Regions from separate parts of the Homo sapiens genome. Here region 2 is linked to region 1. The links are chromatin loops, found by intact Hi-C in ENCODE. Cell type or tissue: pancreas. All regions are shown on one strand. Links, peaks and the distances in the headings refer to the core of each region. The heading gives the core; the rest is flanking DNA. Region 1 overlaps WDFY2 (WD repeat and FYVE domain containing 2). Region 2 overlaps INTS6 (integrator complex subunit 6).

Region 1 (2,928 bases), core at 136-2,635:
TTATTTCTAGTTATTTTTCCTTTTGTGAATTGTCTGTTTCTGTCCTTTGTCCATTTCTCCATTGAAGTCTCTTGGTTCTTCTTAACAATTTCTTTTACATATATTCTATAGATATATTAAGAATATTAACCCCAGGCCTGTTATATATCCAGATATATCTTACATTTTGTTGTTTGCCTTTTCATTTTTTGTATAGAAAACATTTACTTTTAAGTTTAGCTGTCAAAATTTATTTTAAAAATTTTAAAATGAGAGACAGGGTCTCACCACGTTGTTCTGGCTGCAGTGCAGTGGCCATTCAGAGGCACATTCCCACTACTGATCAGCAAGGGAGTTTTGACATGCTCTGTTTCCGACTTGGGCCAGTTTACCCCTTCTTAGGCAACCTGGTGGTCCCCAGCTCACATGAGGTCACTATATTGGTGTCTAACTTAGTGTGGACACCTAATTAGCATAGCACACTATAGCCCAGAACTTCTGGGCTCAAGTGAACCTCCTGCCTCAGGTTACTGAATAACTGGGACTACAGGTGTGTGCCACCACACACCTTTTTTTAATAATTGAAATTTCTTCCATCACTCCTAATTTTTGAAAGTAACGCTTTTCCTAGGGAGCCACTGATACTCATTTTTCTTTCATCTTAGTTATATAATTTGATGAAAAAATAACTTTTTGATTGGTTTGAAGTGTATTTCATTAGGTGGCATAATTTGGGAAGTATAAATGGATTTTCCTAAAACTTGCTGTTAATTATTTCTACATTACTTATTGAGTGGTCCTTATATTTTCTTTTGTATTTATTTGTGAAACGACTTTTATCACAAATTTCAGTTCTCATAATCAGCAGGGCCTGCTGTGGCCTCTGTTGTGTCTTAGGGAATCTCTTTGCCTCTTTTAGCACCAGTTCTACACTTTTAATTATTGTAGCTAATGAGTTTTTCTTGATTGCTTGCCACTATGTGTCTGCAATGATAGCCCTAATCTCTCTGTCCAGGTCATCTGGCTAATGGGAAAGGAATCAGATATTGGCTCTTTCCAAAGCCTTAGGATTTTACAGTCTCAGTTTCCGTGTCTGCAAATTGGGAGTAATGACTCGTCCTAGTGTTGTTGGGAGGTTTACATGAGATGATCTTCCTGCAGCACCTGCAGCACCTGCAGCACTTGGAGCATAGTTGGTGCTCAGTGAAAGTTTGTTTTATTTTTTGTTTATAACACCAGCACACCTCTAAGCAGGTAAGCTTTTTCTGTTGCCATGGTTCCATTAAGACTATTTTAAGACTCACTTTGGATGTACAGAGTTTGGTCTGTTGAACTTTTTTTTGTTTTTGTAGAGTTCTGAGCCCCTTTTTTCTTCTCTATTATAGAAGGGCGAGGTTAACTCTGTCATCTTTATACCACCACTTTCCAAATTTGCCCTGTGACAGCCAGTGGTAAGGAGAGGTGTGTAGTGGGTGGGTGCTGTGTTCTCCTTTGCAGGCTTCTATCTCTCTCTTCATTTGCTATCTTGCCCTGAAATGGTATGTCCCTTGTCCCCACTGGTCTCCTGGACAGCAGGGGCTGTGTCTTCCATGGCTTCCATAAGGAATACACTTAGGGAAGGATAAAAGTTTAACTAAATTGTTCTTAACCGGAAGCTTAGGCATTATAAACTGGCAACTAGCAGACTGAAGTCCACCGTTGGACAGATTTTGAGTGGTCCACACACAGTGTTTTTAGAAGTTTTGAATTTGTCGGCAAGGTTTAAACATATGGACTTCACATAAACACCCAGATTGCCAGCTTCTCTTGACACATGGGAAGACGGAGCTGTGCCAAGCCATGAAATTATCGCCTGCAGACCCCTTGCTCCTGCTCTGCCTGTTGGGGCTAAGGTCCTCTGAGCTGGCCATGAGAGGTGAAGATATGCTGCCATGGCTGCCTGCTGGTGGGAAAGCAGCACACGAGACCCAGAAAGCCTTCCTCTAAAATCTGAAATGCTTCCCCTTTTTTGGACTAAGTAGTTAGAGCTTTGATATTTAGAAGAAGAAAAAGAAAAAAGAAATCAAAAGATAGCCAGAAAGCTCATGTTTCTAAAAACTTAGATGTGGGCCAAGGGAGGAAGCATATAGGTAAAAAATCAAGACACCTTTTATAACAGATGCTGATGTACCCAGTAAATATATAAATAAAGGTGGGTATTGGTAAATTAAGGACGGCATTTACCCTTCCTGATTCCCTCTCTGGAGGCATTTTTTTGGGGGCCAGGGACTGGAGTCAGAGAAGCCTGGATTTGACTCTTTGCTCTGCCACTTCATATTTAAATACATTTAAATTCTAGTTTTAGAAAAGCTTAGATTACATTGTTGCTTTTTATTTTGTGCATCTGGATTAATATTCCTGGAGTCAGTTTACATGCCTTGCTGTTAGAATCTCAGTAACCTGTTTTAGTGTTCGTTGGGGGAGAAGGAGTGTTGGAATGGCTAATTCATTTCATTATATTTCGATTTGGGGGATATTTTTGAATTTATATTTGAATAATTAATTCTCTTTACATGTCAGAGCTTAGATTGTTAAACAGTTTTGAAAGATGAGTAATTTTTATCTAGAAAATAAAATTAAATTAAGGAGGTTAATCTGCATGCATAGTTAGCTGAATTGGCATGCTGTTTGAATGGATTAAATTGGTTTGGAGTTTGGTTGCAGTGTGACTTTTCTGACTTATTTTTCTTATTGAGCTTCCATTTGGGAAATTTCTGTCACATCAGATATGCAAAATATAAATCTTTGAGTTCGATGTGGATAGGATAGGGCAAAGTTTGAGAAAGTAAAGTTCACCGAATCCTAAAAGGTTCTGTCAACCTTAAATAATGAGATTCAGAAAATATGATTTAAATACAGTTTGAGTGCAAAGCTTGAGGATGATCACCTGGAAACACTGACTCCAAGTGA
Region 2 (2,928 bases), core at 224-2,723, 160 kb before region 1:
AGTCTGACACCCATTCACTTTTATTCCTGTATAAGCACACTTAGAATTATCTTTCAGAGGCAAGAGATTAATCATACTTCTAATTAAAGAAAAATAATCTACCATGTAGCAGACTCATATAGATGATGACATCCACCCGAAAGGTAATACTTTTTAAAGGCCCATGTCTACAAAATTAAGTTAAAATATATTAAAACTTAACAGAAAGTCTGAGTTATTAAATTTAATTAAGCTAAATTCAAACACTAAAACCAAAGTTACTTTTTCTTAGACAACAAAACAAAGCTTTTAGTTGAAACTTGACTAGTCTTACACAAAATACTCTCCACAGAGGATACCCTTAAACGGGCCTGAAATTACTATAATAACAATAACATTACTGCTATCGTCTTGATAATAACAATAAAGCACTTATCTCATTTGACCCTAAAAAAACTTAGTGAGGTAAAATATTCAGGGAGATTAAATGATATAACTCAAGGTGGCCTAGATGGTGGCAAAGCCAGAACCTTATTAAGCTATTCTAATTCTAAAATCCACATGGTCTTTCTGTACCACCTGGAGGTCCTATTGGCAGCTGCTAAATTCTCTTGGACATAATTCCATACTAACCTGGATTGTGCCATATTTACCCAACAAGGAATGGCATTATAATCAGATTGTTTTGTTTTTAATATATCCTTTCTGCAATAAAATTAACTATAGTAAAACTATTCCTTTACTTGGTAGATTCCTGTGATTCTGTAATTACTTAGCCATTAATTTCTTGATGTATAAAATCAGTGTATCTTCCCCCAACACACACTGAAACAAAACACAATATATACTAATGTTTACTTTTAAAAACAATATAACTTCAACTTTCAGAGAGTATATACACAAACACAAGATAAAATAATAAGTTCTTTAGTGACTTTAAATTTTGGAAAAGTCAGATAAAGATCAAACATAGAAAAGAAAAAAGAAAAATATTATTATCATCCTCATTGTACCAATTATCCCGCCATGCCTAAGATTCTTTCCCCTCTAAGATTAAAGAGCTTAGTCAAGAATCACACTAAGAAAAGCAATAATCAGTTACTACAAAAATTAGAATAATGATTAAGTTAATGTAATTTATACACACAAGGTTGTTTTATTATTTCTTCAGGAAAAATGTGCCCCCATCTCTATTATATAAATGTTTGACATTAACAAATTTATTTAAGCATGAATTTCTACATCACTAGCAGAAAGTGAACATGTAGCTCCAAGAAAGTTTTCTTATATACTGTTTTGCACTGTTTTGTTGCTGCATAATGTCATCTTTCTCTGTCAACATTGTTTACCCAGCAAATTAAAAAAGTTTTAGTTGTCTGCCAGTATTGTTTTTTGTCATGTTTTACAAAAAAATAAAGTTTTAACACCTCCAAAGTCTAAATGAGAGTTACAACTTAATTACTGCAATATAATGTTATTCACTATCTGGTGTCAAGCCTACGCAATTTAATAATTCCCAAATCCTTATATTTAAGAGCAATTATTTTACATTGTTATTCCTAAGTAAGTATGTTTATAAAGTCACTCAGTTGGGAGACAATCCTTTAGAAGTTCTGTCAATATTCACCTTGGCCATAAAGTTATAAGTAGCCTTTATCATAATTATAATGATATATTTAAAACAAAAAAAAAATCTAAGCTCTGCTACAACAAAGACAGCCAGTAGAGGGACTAAAAGTTTACTTTTGCTATTAGCAGAATAAATTCACGTTTTACTCTCAGAGCAGTGGTTCCTGTCATAAAGAAATCCAAACATATCACTAGAAAATATAATGCAAAATATAATGTTCTAGCTCTAGAGCTACTTACTAACAGGAGTCAATCTGTCATTAAAAATTTTTCATTTTAATTTTGGTCAAAAACCTCAAGTAAGAGTTCTGCCACAAGATAATATAAAGCAAAACCTTTTACTTCACTTAAAATTTCCTATTATAGTTCTCTCAACAACCAATTACCATGGTGTTAAATTACTCAGTTAAAGCATAAAATCTCAATAATAAGAAAATTTAAAGAATTAATGTAAACAGATATTATCTATTATAACCTATGTTATTTTTGAAAGAAAATGCTTTTGCAATGTTACAACAAATTTTGAAAAAAAATTTTGAAAATACTAAGAAAAGGTAATTTCCTCCAAATATAAACTAACCTGATCTCAGGAAAACAATTATTTTCACTTACCTAAGAAACTGAAAATGTAGTGGAGGAGGGGCATAGGAATGCTACCTTACCCTTAAACGGGTCATAAAATCTTCTGATGTGCTAATCATGTTTGTCAAGTCAATAATTCATTGTCATTAATACTGTTAATTTTTTTAAAGGTGGAGGAGGTTCATTAAATTATAGGGATAAATACACAAACTGGGTAATAACATATTACAAACAAAACAGAATTACTTAAGTCAATAAAGGCCTAACATGCTTATATTTAAATCAATATTCCAAGGCCAGAATTACAAATTTCACATTTGTTTTAGATTTCAGTAAGATTATTATTTTTATTGTTAAAATCTCAGGTAGTGTAGTATAAATGAGTCTTTTGATGTCAAACTCTAAAATATTCATCTTAAGACATTAACCCTTGTAAAACCTTTGACCACATAAAAAAGATCTCTGAAGGATACGTTAGAAACTGATTAGCCATGGTTGCCTCCATAGAAAGGAAGTAAACAATTGGGTAACTTTTTATAATACTTCAACTTTTTTTTAACCATGTGCATTTATTATATGTTCAAAACAAATACTCTTCAAAATTAAAAATGTGTTTGGTATTCTAAAATAAAATCTGCTAGAATATAAAAATCTGGTAACAGAATACATTAAGGTCTACAGCTACAGAAAACATGTTAGAATTCCACAGTATAAGAAATATATTTTTAGTTTCAAGTA

What was found. Hi-C counts contacts between places; a loop is a spot of excess contacts. Peaks named below come from ENCODE experiments on the same cell type or tissue, not always from the same donor. Only the 100,000 strongest peaks of a DNase experiment are listed, where the experiment ranks them.
Region 2: a loop joins it to region 1, with 2.5 times the contacts of the local background. A loop is called at or near these places in 5 of 110 quality-filtered maps.

The regions. Positions count from the first base shown.
Region 1 is chr13:51,593,668-51,596,595 of GRCh38, forward strand. The region is part of intron 1 of WDFY2 (WD repeat and FYVE domain containing 2); the gene reads left to right. It also overlaps the pseudogene RN7SL413P. Among named protein-coding and RNA genes, the nearest start is that of WDFY2, 11 kb to the left of the region's middle. In pancreas, for the core only: no CTCF peak of the experiment used is centred there; no DNase peak of the experiment used is centred there; H3K27ac peaks cover 1,048 bases.
Region 2 is chr13:51,433,477-51,436,404 of GRCh38, forward strand. The region is part of intron 3 of INTS6 (integrator complex subunit 6); the gene reads right to left. Among named protein-coding and RNA genes, the nearest start is that of INTS6, 18 kb to the right of the region's middle. In pancreas, for the core only: a CTCF peak has its summit at 1,698; no DNase peak of the experiment used is centred there.